Linked DNA regions of Mus musculus: all the other regions are linked to region 1. Evidence: chromatin loops called from intact Hi-C (ENCODE). Cell type or tissue: heart. All regions are shown on one strand. Each heading gives the region's core, and the rest is flanking DNA. Links, peaks and the distances in the headings are about the cores only.

Region 1 (7,605 bases), core at 1,471-6,470:
GAAGTGGGAAAAGTAAAAACATTCCCCACGCACGCCCCACGCCCCCTCTTTTGACTAGTGAGGCAGGGTCGCACTGTGTAGCTTCAGCTGGCCTGGAACTTGCTGTGTAGCTTGGCTGGCCTTGCTGTGGCTTGCTTGGAGCTCATGGATCTCTCCTTTCTGTCTCTGACTCCAGAATGCTGGGATTAAAAGTGTGTGCCGCCACATCTGGCTGGAGTCTATCATTCTTTATTTTTAAATTGGACATACTGTATTTCTTTATGGGTTTTGTGATTGTGAGAATTAAAATCCAGAGCCCCTTGCATTAAATTGTGCTTTCTCTTTATTTTCTTCCTTCTTTCCTCTTTCCCCTCTCTTCCTCCCTCCTTTCTCAAGACCAGGCTTTACTTTGTAGCCCACACTAACAGTAATTCTCCTGTGTTCTCCTGTCTCCAGTTTCCCGAGTGCTTGGATGATGGGCTATGATAGGCATGAGCCACTATGCCTAGCTGAAACTAGATTCAAATGTAAACTATTTCATTTTTTTCCTGTAAACTGTTTTTTTTTGTATATTTATATCATTTTAATATAATATAATCTAAACAGGGAATGCAGGGTAGAGGCCTGTTCCACCATTATTCCTTTTTAGATTGAAGTGATTCTAAAAGTTGGAAAAGCTCACCTGTGAGTTTCTTCTCTCAGTAACTACTGCTCCTCCTGCCCCCATGTGGATTGCAGTTGTAGAAAAAAGAAAAGTTGGGGCAGGGGCAGTAGGATGGCTCAGCAGGTACTGGTGCTTGCTGCCAGCCTGGTAACCTGAGTTTCAGTCCCTGAGACTTGTATGGTGGATAGAGAGGACAGTTCTGTTTTTCTGATTGATAATGCATGCTCACATATAATAAATAAATGTGATTTTTTACAAAGGAAGAAAATCTGATACTCCAATTGTCCCAGTTTAACAGTTATAGTGTCTGATTGTACAGCTGTATGATTTTGGACTTGACTATAATAGTTGCTAATTTCCTTGTCTTCAATTTCAGGGAAACCTAAATACATTTGAAAATATGCTCCAATCTTAGAATTAACTAGTTTTTCCAGAAGAGCCATGGCTAATGTGAGAAATACAATTCAGACCTCAGTGTTAAAGATACAAATACAAAGTTTACTGGAATATCACTTTTTGTCATGACTCTTAAATCGGTTGAATTATTTAGTTTTTTTTAAATAAATATGTTCTTATTTTATGTGTCTTTCATTCATAAACCCCCTTTCTATTAAATCAGAATCTTGGACTGTTCTAAGACTTAAATTGATAAATTACTTTTGATTTTTACTTTTCAGGTTACAGGAGTTGACTGTCTGTTCAGAAGATAATGTTGATGTTCACGATATAGAATTGTTACAGTATATCAATGTGGATTGTGCAAAATTAAAACGACTTCTGAAGGGTAGGTTTAAATAGATATGGTTATAGTAAACTTGTTTGAACTGGATATCAAAATAGATTTTATAGTGTGCATGTTCTTGTGAAATGGCCAGAAATGTATGTGCTTGACTGGATTTTGGGCATTTGAAAATAATACAGCAGAACATGAATTTTATTTTTTGAGACAGGGTCTCTCTGTTTATCCCTGGTTTTCCTGGAACTCATTTTTGTAGATCAGGCTAGCCTTGAACTCAGGGATCCACCTGCCTCTGCCCCCTGAGTTCTGGGATCAAGAAGGGTCTTTACTGTCATGTTCATCTGAGAATATGGATATTTAAAATCTTGGCAGTAGGAAGTTTTCTTTTTTCTTTTTCCTTCCTCCCTTCCCTTCCTTCCCTTCCCTTCCCTTTCCCTCTCTCCCTCCCTCCCTCCCTCTCTTTCCTTTTTTTTTTTAAAGATTTTTTAAAAAGTTATTTTATGTATATGAGTGCTCTAACTGCATAGAGACCTGCATTCCAGAAAAGGACATGGAATCACATTACAGAAGGTTGTGAGCCATTATGTGCTTGGTGGGAATTGAACTCAGGACCTCTGGAAGAGCAGCTAGTGCTCTTAACCATCTCTTAACCGAGCCATCTCTCCAGCCTGGGAAGTTTTCTTGAGCTACAAGTTTTGCTTTTAATAAGGAGAATGTTATCCTTTTAGAATTTGATCCCTTAAGTGACTCTAGGTCGCAGAATCAATTTGTTTGGTTGTCCAGGTGCTTGAAGAACATGGCCTTGAGCTGCTGGAGTAGTGTATGCCTGTAATCCCAGCACATGGGCAGATGAGGAAGGAGAGTTCAAGACCAGTTTGAGCTATGTAGTGAGTTCAGTGTCATGATGGGCTATAGAGGAAGCCCTGGTCTCCAGAAAAGTAACAAACGAACAACTCCCTCCACATCAAAGGACGGAGTGAAAATCTCAAACAGTGGCTTAATTTCTGACCTGAGAGACTGAGCTTGAGTTATGTAAGCTATGAGAAGTTTTAATAGTTGTGTAATACAGTTTTCAAAATACTTAATATTACAAAACATGCTATTAAGCTGGATGTAGTTATATACACCTTTAATTCCAGCACTTGGGAGCAGGAGCAGGCAGATCTTGTGAGTTTGAGACCAGCCTGGTCTACAGAGCTCCAGAACAGCCAGGTTTCTGTAGAGAGACCCAATCTCAAAGAAACAAAAACAAAAGCAATACAGTGACAGAAAACTTTTTTCTTTTTTGCCTTTAATTTAGTACACAAATTTTACATGTGTTCATGGAATCTTGAATTCTTTGAAAGTCAGTTTTAAGAGAAAAAAGTTTATAGACATGAGTGTCTACTATTTAAAAAGTCAGAAATATCCCAGATAACCTAATGATAACCTCAAGGTCTTAGAAAAGCAAGAACAATCCAGATTCAGCAGCAGGGGACAGCTGGAAGTAACGATGGTCAGAGCAGAAATCAGTGAACTGAAGGATGAAAGAACTGTGTAGAGGGAAACAGAGAGTCGGCTCCTGGAAAGTTCAGCAGGATTGGCAAGTCCTGGCTTGTCAAGACTCCATCAAATTAGAGATGAACAAGCTGAGTTAACTACAGGTCCTAGTGAAGTGCAGAGAAGGAGGGTATATTCTAAATAGTTGGTAAACCTAGAAAAAAAATGGGTAAATTCTTAGGTCTATCAAAACTGAGTCAGTATGGTATTAACAGCCTCAATAGATGCATAGCAATCAAAGACATTGAAGCAGCTATAAGGCAATTCAAGTAGTAATAAAAGATCTCCCAACAAAGAATGCAAGAGCAGATGGAATCCACTGCCGAAGTCAAACAAAAATTTCCTTTACAGAAAAATAGCAAAGGAAGGAGTACTACCATTCTGTGAAGCCAGCAGTACAGTGATAAATACGCAACAAAAAGAAAACTTGAATTCTCAACAGAACTCCAGAAGCAAAACTCCAGAACACTGTGGTTTCCTTCCAGGGATGCAGTGTTGGTTTAACACAACATAGAATAAACCATAGAGTAAACCAGCATGTAGGTTTACGAGCAGAAATTACCCGGTAATCACAGGTGATCAGAAAAGGCCCTTGCTTCAGAAGTTCAGCATTCCTTTATAATAAAAGCTCAGCGGGCATAAATGAATGCACCAAAACATAAAAAAGGATGCATATGAATAAAACCCATAGCCAACATTATACTAATTGAGGGGAAAATAGGAGAAGTTCCTCCAAAATCTAGAATGAGATTAAGGTTCAGACTTTGTGTGGTGCAGACTTTTAATGCCAGTACTCAGAAGGCAGAAGCAGGTGGATCTCTTTGGTTTAAGCCTAGTTTGATCTAGTTCCAGGCCAGCTAAAACCATATATTGAAACACTGCATCAAAAACAACAGCAAAACAAAAACAAACAACCTAAAAGTTTCCAGTTCTCTTTTAGAACTTAGTTTAGTATGCCAAATCTTACCTAGGGCAGTAAGTCAAGAGAGAGCAACAAAAGGAATTCAGATGGGGAGCAAAAGTCCAATTTCCCCAGTGCTGAGGCAACATGTCTTGTTTCACAGCAGAACTGAGGTGGGAGCTCCCCCTGCTGGCTAGTTTTCACAGTGCAGAAGTTGTATGTGGGAGACTGGAGGAGAAAGGCATTAATGAGGATCGCACCGCAGAGATCTCTGCCACCCATAATACCAACTTGTAGGCAAGATGTACTCATTGCAGTAGTGGCACAACCATACGGAAACAACCAGATGCTCTGTGCTTGGTTTTGAAGCCTGTTCCCCAAGAGGGAGTCCATGCCTGGAACTGTGAACCTAGTTAACTTCCTATGCCTGAGGTCTTTGACCCTGGAAGGGAACTTACTGTTGTTGTTTAGTTAAATTGATAAAGCGCCAAGCTGCCTTTAAAATACTTAGGTTTATGTTCGTGAGTTAAACACTACTTTGAAAAGTATAATGAATAAGGAAAATTTAGAGTCACATGGCTGCTGAAGATACTGAGAGTAAGTAGTGGGCAAGTGCTCAGCCCTCAAAAAAAAAAAAAAAAAAAACAAAACATTCAGGCTACCTCTCTGAGGCTCAGGGAGCAGTGTAGAATGAGGAGTGGGAAGAGTAGAAGAGCTGGAAGCTAATGAGAAGAGCTGCAAAGTACTGTCATGTGGCCGTGACACAGCCAATGAAAATCATGATCTCACAGCAGCAGCAGCAGCAGCAGCAGCAATGGACCTATACAAGACTGGTCCCATCTACAGTCTTCATATATCTGAGAAGGGTCCATTTGGTCCTCCCCTTCCTTGCTGAACTATGAACTACTAATGGATTTGGGTTGGGGGAGAGCAAACAATGTTATCTTTTGTGTACCACCTGATCAGCCTATCGTTCTCTGATGAATAGTAGCAGACCCCTGGTCACACAGGTGACCCTAATTAAACTCAGTGCATCACTGAGTACAAAAATGTAATGTGTGAATAGGATTCTAGGGAGTCATAGAGGTAATAGTGAAATAAGAGGGAGAAGTTTGACAGGAGTCAGAAATAGGCTACATATATGTATGAAATTGTCAAAAGAACAAAAATAATAAAGTAATGAATAGAAATATGAGTAAATACAATTTTTGTTAAGAAAGAAAAAAATAGACTTTATACACACCCAAAAGGGGATTTATTAGAGTAACCTATAGGTGTGGCCCAGATAGTCCAGCAATGGCTGTCTCCTGACAGAAGGGCCAAGAACCAGACTGGATGTCCCAGCGGTCCTAATATTATGCTGGAGTCCTAGAGAAGTCTTAGAAAGCTACTGGTGTTCAGGATATGTTGGAATACAGAAGAAGTAGCATCAAGAGATGCCCTAAAGGATCTGCTGTACTCAAGACATGGCCTTCAGAGCAATCCAGTTAGCCGCTGGAAGTCTAGAGGGGCCACCCCTCCTAACACTGTTGTTGTTGTGATGATGATGATGATGTCTGTTGACTCTAAAGGGCACCAGGAGCCCAAAGTTTTCAGGAAGAAGTTTAAGCTTCCAGTTCAATGGAATGTATGTTATGCCTTGGGCAGAAAAGTTCTCCCCCCTTCTGGAACACAAGCTAGTAGGCCAGCAGACTTAAGGTTGTGGTATCAGAAAGTAAAAGTTTTTCCTGTAGGACTGTAGGGGTGATAGTGAGTGGAACCATTTCCATTTCTATCCCTTGATCCCTGGATTCCTGAATCCTGGCTAGGGAGAAACTGAACCATATATTAGATGCTGAAGCACATACTGCTTTCTGGAGAACCCTGCCCCAGTCTTCCAGGGTTCTGTCACCGATATCCATTGTAACTATGTCTTCCAAAGGCTATTCACACCATTCTGTCAAGTTAGCTGCTTCAGGAGGTAGGGAACATGGTAAGACCAGTGAATTCCGTGAGCATTAGCCCACTATTATATTTATTTGCCTGTGAAGTGAGTTACTTGGTTAGAAGCAGTTCTGTGTGGAATATCATGATGATGGATAAGACATTCTGTAAGTTCATGGATGATAGTTTTGGCAGAAGGAAAAGCAAATCTATAACCAGAGTAAGTATTCTAGTAAGGACTAAGAGTTGCCCTTTCTATGGAAGAACTGGTCCAGTGTTGTCAGACTGCCACTAAGTCTCTGGCTGGTCACCTGGGAGAATGGTGCCATATCTGGGGCTCAGAATTGGGTCTCTGCTCCTGGCAGGTCTGGCACTCAGCAGCTGCTATAACCAGAACAGCCTTGGTGACTGGAAGTCCATGTTGTCAAGCCCATGTATAACGTTCTTTTTTGCCAACATGGCCACTTTGTTCATGGGCCCATTGGACAGTAACAGAGATGGCTGGGGAAAGAGGCTGACTGTGTACAGAATGGGTCATCCTTTCTACTTCATTATTGAATAACCCCTCTGCAAAAGTCACCTTTTGATGAACATTTATATGGGCCACAAGTATCTTTACATCATTTGTCCATTTGGAGAGATTTGTCCCCATCTTCCCTAGTTAACCTTTCTCACTAACTTTCCATTCATGCTCCTAAGTCCCTAACCATCCTGCCAATCTGTTGGCTTCAGCCCATGAGTTCAAAAACAGTCACATCTGGCCATTTCTCATTCCAAGCAGAATTTACAACCATGTGACCTGCCCAAAGTTTGCTTTACAATGAAGATTTCTCTTCACTGGCATTTTTTATGGTTGTTCTGTAAAGAGGTTATAATGCAGCAGCTTTCCACACCTGGGTGGTGCCTGCATAGTGTGCAGAACCATCAGGAAACCTTGGTCTCCAAACTTTTCTTTTCTCAGTCAGTTGATTCTAGGAAACACCCCATGAGATCATAGGTACATGCTTGTTAGGAAAAGACACTTTAACAGAAGTAGAAAACAAGCACTTGGACAACTTCTTCATATATCTTGCTCAGGACCTACTGGAGCCTGATCACAATATATTCTACTTTCATTTGATAATGGTTTGCTGTTATGTTCATCCTACTTCATGGCTTGGTATTATGGCTGGTAAAACCAAATACTACTCAGCTCATGATAGGTAGCTCAGATAGCATAGTAACTTGGTGGCCCATTCAATAGCAGGCAAAGAGCTGTCTCTTAATGGGAGAATGGTTGTCTGCAGATGGCAATAGATCCATGTTCTAAAATCCCAAGGGTCTCCTCTCACCTAGAGGAGCCTACCAAAGGCTATAAACTGCTACTGCCATCTAAAGAACCATTTTAGCGGGTCTCCTGGATCACATGGTCCAAGTGGTAGAGCAGCCTGCACAGCAGCCTGGACCTGTTGACGAGCTTTCTTGTTCTAGCTCCCCTCAAAGCTAGAAGCTTCCTTCCTTACTTGAAATAACAAAACAAAGTGAGGAGTATGCTCCTCTGGAATCCAAATAGGCCCACCAAGCTTTGTGCTGCTTTCTTGGTCGTGGGAAAGACCAGATGCAATAACTTACCCTTCACCTTAGAAGGAATATTTCTGCATATCACCACTGGACTTGTAGAAATTTCCTTGAAGTTGAAGGCCCTTGACTTTTGTCTGGATTTATTTACCATCCTCCCATGTACATAAGTGTTACCAATATTTCCAAAGTGGTTGCTCCTTCCTGCTCGCTTGGTTCAGTCAACATGATGCCATGAGTATACTGGACCAGGGTGATATTTTGTAGAGAGAGATGCTCAAGCTCCCTTCATACTAAGTTATG
Region 2 (5,000 bases), core at 1-5,000, 440 kb before region 1:
GTAGGAGATGGCTTCCATGTGTAATTTTACGAGGAAGGAAAAGAGTCATGGAGAGGTTAACCCACCTGTTCAGAGACACCTGTCATTAACTAGAGACACAAATTCAGGGAGTTTACCTGCTGAAGCTAAGAACTGGACCATTGTTACAGTCTCTGGCTGTTGAATAGGCTCAGACGTGAAAAGCCTTGAATGCGTAGGGAACTCAGTTACTTTTGGTCATCCTAATGATGCAGGTGGATGCAGGGAACATTTTCTCAATTTTTTTCATTCCCTCAGTGTTCCCATCCTGTGATGGCCGTGTCTCACCTCCATGCCAGGGGCCACACTGGGTGTGGAAACTGCAGACAGGCCCTGCCCTCACAGAGCAGCCAGAAAGTCAAAAAAGAGTTCAGGCATGGACATACTTGGACATATGTTTGTGTGGGTGCTCAGAGGCCCCCGGTATCACGAGGGAGGGAGTGGGGTGTGTGTGAAGCTGCCCTAGACTAGGAGGTCAAGTGTTCTAGGCTTGGTTCCTCCACTGGATGGACCTCCCTGTTCTAACCACTGTAACTGAGCTCTGTTTGAGCTGGAAGGGCTGGAAAGCGTCCACATCTCCGAGATCTCTCTCCTTGGCCAAGAGCGCAGTTTGTAAATACTGCACAGAGCCTGTGTCTGTCCATCCTCACTGACCATACCACACCATTGAATGAGAGAGGAGATGCGGGTGAGCCCTGACAAGGCTGGTTCATGCAGACCAGAACCAAACAACTATTCCAGTTGCTAAAGGCCTCCCTTATGTGTCAGGCCATGGGGAAGTGAATGTAACCCAGAGGACACTGGGGTACCCACAAGCCCAGGAAAAGGCTTCTGGGGAAGATGGAGATGCCAGAATAGACAGGGGGCGTGGAAGACCACCCCTCACCCAGAGTTCCTATTGGCAAAGGCCTCCTTCATGAGGACACTCAGCAATGGCCAGCCCTGGGGATCATTTCACACTGCGTGGGCAGAGCCTTAGTGGGGAAAGGATGTTGGGAGGGTCCCTAGACAAGCACTTGGGAGATGCTCTAGCGTAAGACTGAGGAACCTGAGCAGGAAGTTGAGTCCACCATGACTTTAGTCCCTTGCTCCGTTGCCTTCTGTGTGACTCAGTTTCTACAATGGCAAAGGCGCAGTTGCTCACCAGGCCCCTGACTGCCTTCCCTGATCTGTATAGACAGCTGGGAGAAGAGGTAACTCCTCATTCAGGAAGCAGCCACCCAACGGGGCTTGACACTGCAGGAAGAACACCCAGCCGGGTTGCACGAAGCCCACGGGGCTTGTTAGTCAGGCCTGTGTTTTCCTTGCAGATGGTCAGGGTCCCCTGCACCATGGTGTCTGCAGCACTTGGATCAGGAACCTGAAGCCCCAGGACCCAGTGCCCTGCTTTGTGCGAAGGTAAGCACCCACTCGGGGCCCTTTGGAGCCCCTAGCCCCTGGGGATTCTGCAATGCAAGGGAAGGGTCTAAGACTGAGTCTCCTCTCGGCCCATAAAGGTTTAGGGGGTAATTCTTTGTCTCCTCGTTTTGCCATCTGGTTACAAGGTGTCGTGGAGTCCATGACACAGATACAGTGATGCCTGTGGTGGGATCCAATGAGACTGGCCCAGTGTGGAGAGAGGCCGTTGCCTGGGCTGGGAAGATGAAGATGTGCACAGGTCCCCGCCAGGCGCTTAGGTCCCCAGCCCTATCCTGCATGTGCTCCTAGCCTGGGATATCTGCAGACCAGGGTCTTTCTCCTTCTGTCTTCCTGCAGTGTCAGTGGCTTCCAGCTCCCTGAGGACCCCTCCCAGCCTTGCATCCTCATTGGGCCTGGTACGGGCATTGCTCCCTTCCGAAGTTTCTGGCAGCAGCGGCTCCATGACTCCCAGCACAAAGGTACAGCTCTTACTCAATAGGGAGTGTGCCTGTCACTGTGACCGACCTGATCATTACACAGGCACATCAAATTACTACACCATATCCCATAATCAGGTACACAGATGTGGAGTGTTTGTGCTCTGCCCACTCCACGTCTCCATGTTTCCTTGTTAATTTTTAAGGTATCTAGAGGAGTGTGTATGTCCTGGTACGCATGTGGAGGTCAGAGGTCAACTTGTTTTACTTCTTCCAGGAATCAGATTCAGCTTGTCAGTCACGACGGCAAGCACCTCTCCCTGCTGAGCCATCTCATCAGCCCATTTTGCTGGGTTTTAAATGCTTGCCTCCTTGCTGGACCATCCATTAATAACACAGAGATTAATAAGCCTGTGTAGGGGTCCCCAGAGTGAAGGGGGAATGAGAGTAACAGACTTTAGATGAAGACATTTTCTTTTCATTGGAGAAATAGCTGGGAAGGATGGACAGCTCTGTCTGGAATCCTCCAGATGAGGCTTTTCTGGAAGAAACCCTTAGCAATGTTTGACCTTCAAGATGCCTGAGGCCTCTGCACCTATATTTGATGTAGCATCTGGGTCAGGGGAGATGATTTTCACAAAAGAAGGCCACGAGTTTCTGATATTCCACTAAAAGAATGTCCTTAGCATGTTACACACACACACACCTATACATATTTGAGACAAAGTCTTGCTATTGTAGCCCTGGATGAACTGAAAATTCCCTATACAGAGGAGGCTGTCCTCAAATTTGCAGGAAATCAATCCTCCTGCTTCTAATTCCCAAGAACTGGCTATAATAATATTTTAAAAGAAGAAGTAAGATTAAAATAGAATATGTCAAGTAAAAGAAATAGCAATGTGTAGACATAATCAGAACTGATACTTTTTTTTCCTGAACCATGTTTTTTAAGAGTGCCACCATTAGCTATAAAATGGGAATAATGCCAGATCAGAAACCTACCCATTGGGTACCTGGTGCTCACAGGTTGCCCTCTGGTGGCCGTTGTGGTAACTGCAACCTTCTGGATCTTCAAGGGCTCAAAGGAGGCCGCATGAGCTTGGTGTTTGGGTGCCGGCACCCGGAGGAGGACCACCTCTATCAGGAAGAAATGCAGGAGATGGTCCGCAAGAGAGTGCTGTTCCAGGTGCACACAGGCTACTCCCGGCTGCCCGGCAAACCCAAGGTAAGTGCAGCCACCCAGCAAGCTGGCAGAGCACGCATGATGGCCCCTGCCCAGGCTATACAGCCCTTCCACTCCAAGCCTGCAGTGAAGACAGTTGCACAGTGGCAGGGAGAGATGAAGAGCACGATGACAACATCAAGCTCACTGTAGTTTAATCTCCACAGTGCAAACACCTGCAGGTGCCCAGCATCTCTGGGACGCAGGGCTGGGCCGGGCTGGCTTTACACTTAGTTCAGTAAGACTGGAAGGTGGAGCTGATTCCCCCCAGGGCCCTCAGGTTGGCACTCTGCTCCAGGGGCATGAACAGTGCCTACACACTTTCCATTCAGGACCATGTGAACATTCCCTGAAGACCCCATTTGCATCCTAAAGCTGGACCACTGGTCATCTTAGATGAAAAACAAAAACAAACAGACTCCTGACTGACTGCAGGACCTTCTTTATAAATGGAAAGCCTAGGAGCCTATACCTGAGCTACAAATCAGAGCTGGGGCTAATACATACTGGGAAGCCCCCTCTTTCCGGGGTGTAGACAGGCAGATCTCACAGCCCTGGGCAGAGCTATAAACTTGATGTCTCTAAAGTATGGTGACCTGAGGGAAGCTTTACGGGTTCCATTGGCCAGGAGGACAGGATACTTGTCTATCCTGAGCTGAGGTCCTGACTGAAGCCCTCAATGGCCCTCTTCCCCTCCCCATGGCCAGTGTGCCTGACCACAGTGACACCAGCATCCAGGGCTGGTCCCACCGTGTCCTCTGCTTTTAGGTCTACGTTCAGGACATCCTGCAAAAGCAGCTGGCCAATGAGGTACTCAGCGTGCTCCACGGGGAGCAGGGCCACCTCTACATTTGCGGAGATGTGCGCATGGCTCGGGATGTGGCTACCACATTGAAGAAGCTGGTGGCCACCAAGCTGAACTTGAGCGAGGAGCAGGTGGAAGACTATTTCTTCCAGCTCAAGGTATGGGAGCTGGGGTGGGACCCTCCAGAGGGGAGTAGACCAAGGTCACAAGCCTTTGGAACTAGGACCAGGGATGCAGAACTGGGGTGGGGGAGGTGTGTGCCCTGAGATCCTCGGCACCACTGCAGAAACCTGGGGCCGGCTGGGCTCCTCAAGCCTGGTCTTTCCATGCCATAGTGGTTGCCAGCTAGCTGAGAAATCAGGCCAGTGTGTTCCATTTCTCTATATCTGGGATGAAAGCAGCAGTCTCTGCTCCCCACACTCCTGCCTAAATGCCCATTGAGCATAACAGGGCTGTGGACTGTCCCCTACTGCCTATGGGGGACAGACACTTATTTACAATAGGTTGCTGGCTAGGTGCCCTCATTTCTCACAGGAAGGACTCTTGGTAGCAGGGTCTGCCTTGTGCCAGGTGCTCACCAATGATTGCCCCGTGGTGACCTTTCCTTCTGCCCTTCCAAGGGCTTTATGACGGAAGAATGACTGTTCCATCATTTTGCAGATGGAAGGGGCCCTGGTGCCCTAACAGCGAATGTGAGAGCCCAGACACATGGCCCCTCTCTCCTTTTCCCTCTCTCTGTCTCTCTGGTTCCTAAACCTGCCTTTAAGGCTCGAAGTTATGCTCCCCATTTATATTAAACATCTACTATGTGTTAGAGGTAAGAAGCAGTCAACAAAACAGGTGAAAATGTTGTCAATATCACGATAGATCACAGAGCACACCTGTATCGCCAGCACTGGGGAGGTGGAGGCCCAGGGGTCAAGAGTTCAGATTGTCCCTGGGTTTCATAGTCAGTCCAAGGCTGGACTGGGCTATATGAGATCCTATTTCGAAAGTACAAAAGCAAAAGACCTACCTAAACGTAGCTTACATTCTGGCAGAGTTGATCAAATCAAGCACATAGGGTGCGCACTGCTTTGGGTAAGACGCAGAACAGCAGCTCAGAGCTGGGGTGTTTGTG
Region 3 (5,000 bases), core at 1-5,000, 380 kb before region 1:
GCCCACAGTCTTGGCAGAGCTGCTCCTGGCCTCCCTAAGCCCCGGGCCTCGGCTACATTCCCTTCCTGGCAGGGCTGAGGGGAAAACAGATGCTTGTCCACCTGACTGCCCAGCACCCAGCATGGCGGTAGCTGTAGTTTCCACCCTGGCTGCCCCACATGGATGTGGGACTGGGTGAGCCAGGCCTGAGGACCAGCAATGCCACACACTCCTTTTAGAAATAGCGCTCACACGGGGCCTACTGGGGCCACTATGGAGCAGAATCCCGAGCCTGACTGCAGAAATCTGGTCAGGGAAGGACATGAACTCCTAACAGATGTGGCAGCAGGTTTGCCTCCATTACTAAGCTCTGGTGGCAGGTATCACGTTGTTTATGACAGTTTTGAGTGTGGCTCCTAAGGACCCAGCCTTTTTAAACTGATGCCTTTCATCAGTGTGTGTGTGTGTGTGTGTCCTGTCTTCAAGAGAAAGAGAGGACTCCAGTCAGGGTCCATGACCTCAGTGCTGACTCTGGGCAGCTCCGAACTGTGACACCCTTTGTAGAACAATGTCCCAGGGTCACCGAGCCCCTCCCCATCCTGAGCATGCTCAGCAGGGGCTCATGAAGGTGTTAGTAAGGGCTAGGGAGCAGAGGAACACAAGCAAGAGCCACTCTTGGGAGAACAAGAGAAAAGAGACCATCTTATCCAGGAAGGCGGCTGAAAGCTGCTCTTCCGCCTCGAGGGTCACTCTGTTAGTGCCATCCTCCCCTGGCAGTGATGAAAGTCAGGCACCCACAGGCCATGTGGAGGGGAGGGGAAGCTGTTAAATGGAGCACAGGGAGGAGTCTGGAGCAGCAGAGATGGCGTCCCCTGGGTTAGTGCCTGCTGGCATTTTTTGAGTCTTAGCAGAAGTCACGAAGCTGAGTCGGTGTTTAGGAGGAAGGAAGCCCCGGGGCATGCAAGACAGCCAGGTCTACAACCTAGGGACAGAGGAGAGAGTGGTATCAGAGTCTGAGCCTAAAGGAGCCAGGGCTTAGGGGCCTGGCCAGGCCAGATGCCCAGGGACCCACCTCAGAACAGGATCCCCACCTCCACCCCTCAGAATGGCTGGGGACAAGCACAGGGAATCTTCTCCAAGTTCCCACGGGGCAGTCGTAGGTCCCCAGGGCTCCCTGTGACGAGCAAACTGGCTTCAGAGATGATCACTTCTGCTTTCTTGGCTCCTCCCTCCCTCTCTCTACATTCATTATTACTATTATCATTATTAATGTCTGTAGTTCTGGACCCCAAACCCAGCCTTGTGAATACTAAGCAAGAGCTCTACACAGAGTCACACCCCCAGCCGTTCACTTGTGCTTGTTTGGTTTGCTTTTTGAGACAGGGTCTCTTCTGGCACTCACTGTGTAGACCAGGCTGGCCTCAGACTCAGACTCATAGAGATCCACCTGCCCCTGCCTCCCGAGTGCCGGGATTAAAGGCGTGTGCCCATCCCCGTCCCCAGCTGCCACTGATGATTCTACTTCTGACATTTTACTATGTATCCTAGGCTAGACCCAAACTTAAAATCCCCCTGCCTCGGCCTCCTCAATGCTGGGATGATAGGCGTACACCACCACAGCCGGATCACTGGATTCTCCTCTCCTGAGCTCTAGCCATAGTGGGACTTGGGGGGACCTGCTTGGCTCACTGAGCGCTAAACCCCCCTCGCCCACATGCTAGCTAGCTCCTGTGGTATGGAGAGGGGCCCTCCCTGCTGCACACCGTGCGTTTCTTTAACTCTCTGTGAGAAACACAAGTCTGGTGGCCATTTCAGATGCAAGAGGTCATTATGGATTATGGGAAATCAAAGCAAGAATGTGAGAAGCTGGCATGCAGAGACAGAATGGGAGGGTGGGTAGGACAGCCACACACAGGCAGAAAACGAGAGAATGGCAGAAACACACTATTCCTCCAGAACTGGACAGGAGTTCTTAAAGTCGGGGTGACCATAGCGTCCTTTCCCGTAGTAGCGGCTCCGCCAGCGGCTAGGGGTGCCCGAGACCGTTTCACCAGCAGTTGAAGAGAGCCGTCCAATCCGGTCCAGCCCGGTGGGTGATGGCAGCCAGCAGACAGGTGGAGGAGTCAGGATGGTAGAACAGGGGAGATGACAAGACAGGCCAGTGTATCCGCCACCCCCCCAAAAACGAAAAGTGATGAAGCCGACAGGAAAGAAAACAGAAGTGAGAGTTAGAGACCCCATGTCCGAGGAAGCCACGGAAGCCTGGGAGCTGGTGGCTGTGGCCTGGTGACGGTCCCTACTAGTGGACTCCTCTCCCATCTGTGAGCTGAGACCGTGGGGATGACTGGTTTTCAGAAACAGGAGTCATCTCTGAATGCCAGTGTCCGGTGCTGGCATGGTTTCACAGAGGAGGAAGCCTGTACCCAGAGGGCCTAAGGAAGATCTACAGCAGCAAGCAGCACAGGGCTCAGCCCTGGGGCCTCGTGACCCCTCCCCCACCGCCAATGCCAGCACCTCCCTTGCCCAGCTTCCAGGATTTACCGCCTGATGACTGGCAAAGTTTATGCAACTCTGGATCTTCCCTAACGCCCACTGTGAAAGCCAAGACAAGTGACAGGGACCCAGATCCTGACAAAGGGTTGTGGCTGGAGAGGTGTCTTTGGGAGAGGAAGCCAGAGAGCCAAAGTAGAAACAGAACAGGACAGAATACAGAGGAGATGACAGCAGCCTCTTCTGCTCTGTGTCTCAGGACACAAAGGGCCACTAGGGGGAAAGGCTTCTGACACGGGTGCCACAGAGCTCAGTGGCGTGGCTCACTAGGGGGCGGCAAGCTCCCAGTGCTCAACAGTTCAGTGACTAAGTGGGTGCCAGCCTAAGCAATACTGATGTTGCTTATTGGGGGCTGTTTTGGTACTCACATGGACCTGACCTCTGACCCCTTCTCTCAGGCACAACTCTCCCACCATGGTCTAGCCTGGGCTTGGTGTCAGTGACAGTCTATTACGGTGATGTGTGGATTTTCACAGGTGGAAAGGAGGTGCCCCCCATTACAGGGGGCCTCCAGCATCAACTGGGGAGGTGAGAATCCTTCAGCTCCTACACCGTGGAAGCCTTGGATTGTGGTCTGATGCATGTCCAGCAGAGGGCGCCCTCAGACACTCTAGACAGAGGCGCTCAGGATGGTTCACAGAAGGAGGGAGTACTTACTCAGCCGACTTCCAAAAGTGCCCAGGGTGGGAGAGCCGCCGGTTCAGCTTGGGCAGCCTCTCCAGCATGTCCATCAGCAGGCTGAAGCTGGGTCTCTCCTGCAGATCGAAAGCCCAGCAGGCAGACAGGATCTCCTGTAAAGAAGCACTGGGGTTGGTGGTGTGTGGGCATCTGGGTAGTGAAGCACAAGGACAGAGCATTTCCCGAGGAGCCCCAAGAAGCACTCAAGTGCCCCGCGCATCTGTGGAGTCAGAATCAGGTGATCCTCCAACCTTCCAGGTCAAAGAGGACTTGTCTGCTTTCCTTCCCCCTCGACTTGTCAGCGACCAAGTCAAACAGAATGGAAAATGGGAGAGGTCAGAATGAAAGCGGACGGCCTTTCAAGATGGAAGGTACATCCTATGAACATGAAAACATCTGAAGGTAAATGCAGGGTTCTTGGAAAGCATAGAGAACGGCCCTGCCACTAGGGGGCGCCTCAGCGTTCCAGAGCAGAGACTGGACAGGCAGGACTAAATACAGGAGCAGCCGCTGAGAACCCTCAGAACAGCTGCCATGACAGAAGGAAGGCTTTCTTCTCAGGGTCCACTCAGCCCCACAGCACCCTCTGTAGTCCTGACATCCAGGGGTGTGGCCTGCACACGTTGCCAACACAAGGCACACACCCCTGACACTTTTGTTCTCCATATAACGGTATTAGGTATTAATGGTCCCTGTGCCTGTACCACTACGAAAGCCTTCTCAGTCATGTCACATGCCCAGCCCACACTTGTCCTTCTGTCCCTCTACTCACGCCGACTTCCTTCCCCAGGCTGACGGATGCCAGGACGCGCCGTACTCCTTCCCCACTTCCAATCTGCCAGATCAAGGCCTCAGCAGGCTGGTGCTTAAAGGGCCAGTCTCTTGCCTGTAGTTCATACCACACAGTCCTGTGGAGACACACCACAGTGTGAGCTACTAGAGCTCCACAATGGCTGGCCCACGCTAGATGCCAGAGACCAGAGGTCAAAGGCAGTCACTCTGCCCAGCTAGCACAGCCATGACTTTCCAAGGCACACCTCCCCCCCGCCCCCACCAGGGCCTTCTCATTTGCACTTGGGGGGGCCAGTGGTCGACTCACCCGAATGCATAGACATCGGCTGCTTTGGAGAAGGGCAGCTGGTCCTCGTCCCGCCCCGGGATCATTTCTCGTACGATCTCGGGGGCCAGGTAGCACAGCCAGTCATGTGACAGTTTCAGTTGGTTCTCGCGCCTGGAGGTCAGGACAAGAACGACACCTCAGTGGGGGAGCGGGTGGCCTGACTACACACATCTGTACTCACAAGTGGTACACAGAAAGCCAAGAGAGGAGCAGGAGATCTTGCCTTTGAATAGGATGGGCGCGTCTAGGGAGGGAGGCCACAGTTGGGAATGGCGGGGAGCCGTCAGTGACAGGGTCTGAGTCCCCGTGCTGGGAGAGCAGCTGGTTTGTCTAGGTCTCGGATGACTGCAGATATCAAACCTGCATGCTACTGGCCTGCCACTCTTCCTTAGGCTCCCATTCTTAGGGCTTTTTTTTGCCACCCCAACCCTTTACAACCACAGGAACTAAACCCCAATGTTCTGTCTCATGAGGGGCGACCAGCCTGGTCCCTCAGCCTGCATGGTACCCACCTGGAAGCTGAGTACCATGAGGGACCTAAATATCACCCACACCCAACACTGGCCTGAAAGCGCATGGGCTGAACCACAGACCGAGGTGACCTAGCCTGTGTGGCAAGGCTCTCTCCAGCAACACAGCTGTGGGCACTTCACACTTACACAGTGCCCCGGCT

Evidence for each region. Peaks named below come from ENCODE experiments on the same cell type or tissue, not always from the same donor. Only the 100,000 strongest peaks of a DNase experiment are listed, where the experiment ranks them.
Region 2: it touches region 1 in a loop (2.2-fold over the local background); 5 of 42 quality-filtered maps call a loop at or near these places.
Region 3: a loop joins it to region 1, with 2.6 times the contacts of the local background. A loop is called at or near these places in 6 of 42 quality-filtered maps.

The regions. Positions count from the first base shown.
Region 1 is chr11:79,394,535-79,402,139 of GRCm38, forward strand. Nf1 (neurofibromin 1) reads left to right here. Exons shown (of 58, transcript NM_010897.2): 5 at 1,321-1,427. Among named protein-coding and RNA genes, the nearest start is that of Nf1, 58 kb to the left of the region's middle. In heart, for the core only: no CTCF peak of the experiment used is centred there; a DNase peak (open chromatin) is centred at 4,017.
Region 2 is chr11:78,953,567-78,958,566 of GRCm38, forward strand. Nos2 (nitric oxide synthase 2, inducible) reads left to right here. Exons shown (of 27, transcript NM_010927.4): 23 at 1,329-1,416; 24 at 1,774-1,895; 25 at 2,930-3,078; 26 at 3,844-4,038. Among named protein-coding and RNA genes, the nearest start is that of Lgals9, 29 kb to the right of the region's middle. In heart, for the core only: a CTCF peak has its summit at 2,888 (motif pointing left); a DNase peak (open chromatin) is centred at 2,905; H3K27me3 peaks cover 4,234 bases.
Region 3 is chr11:79,016,376-79,021,375 of GRCm38, forward strand. It overlaps Ksr1 (kinase suppressor of ras 1), which reads right to left. Exons shown (of 19, transcript NM_013571.3): 16 at 4,307-4,438; 17 at 3,980-4,115; 18 at 3,187-3,320. Among named protein-coding and RNA genes, the nearest start is that of Gm11201, 4.7 kb to the right of the region's middle. In heart, for the core only: CTCF peaks have their summits at 3,087 (motif pointing right) and 3,663 (motif pointing right); DNase peaks (open chromatin) are centred at 1,515, 3,086, 4,176, 4,336 and 1 weaker place; H3K27ac peaks cover 1,736 bases.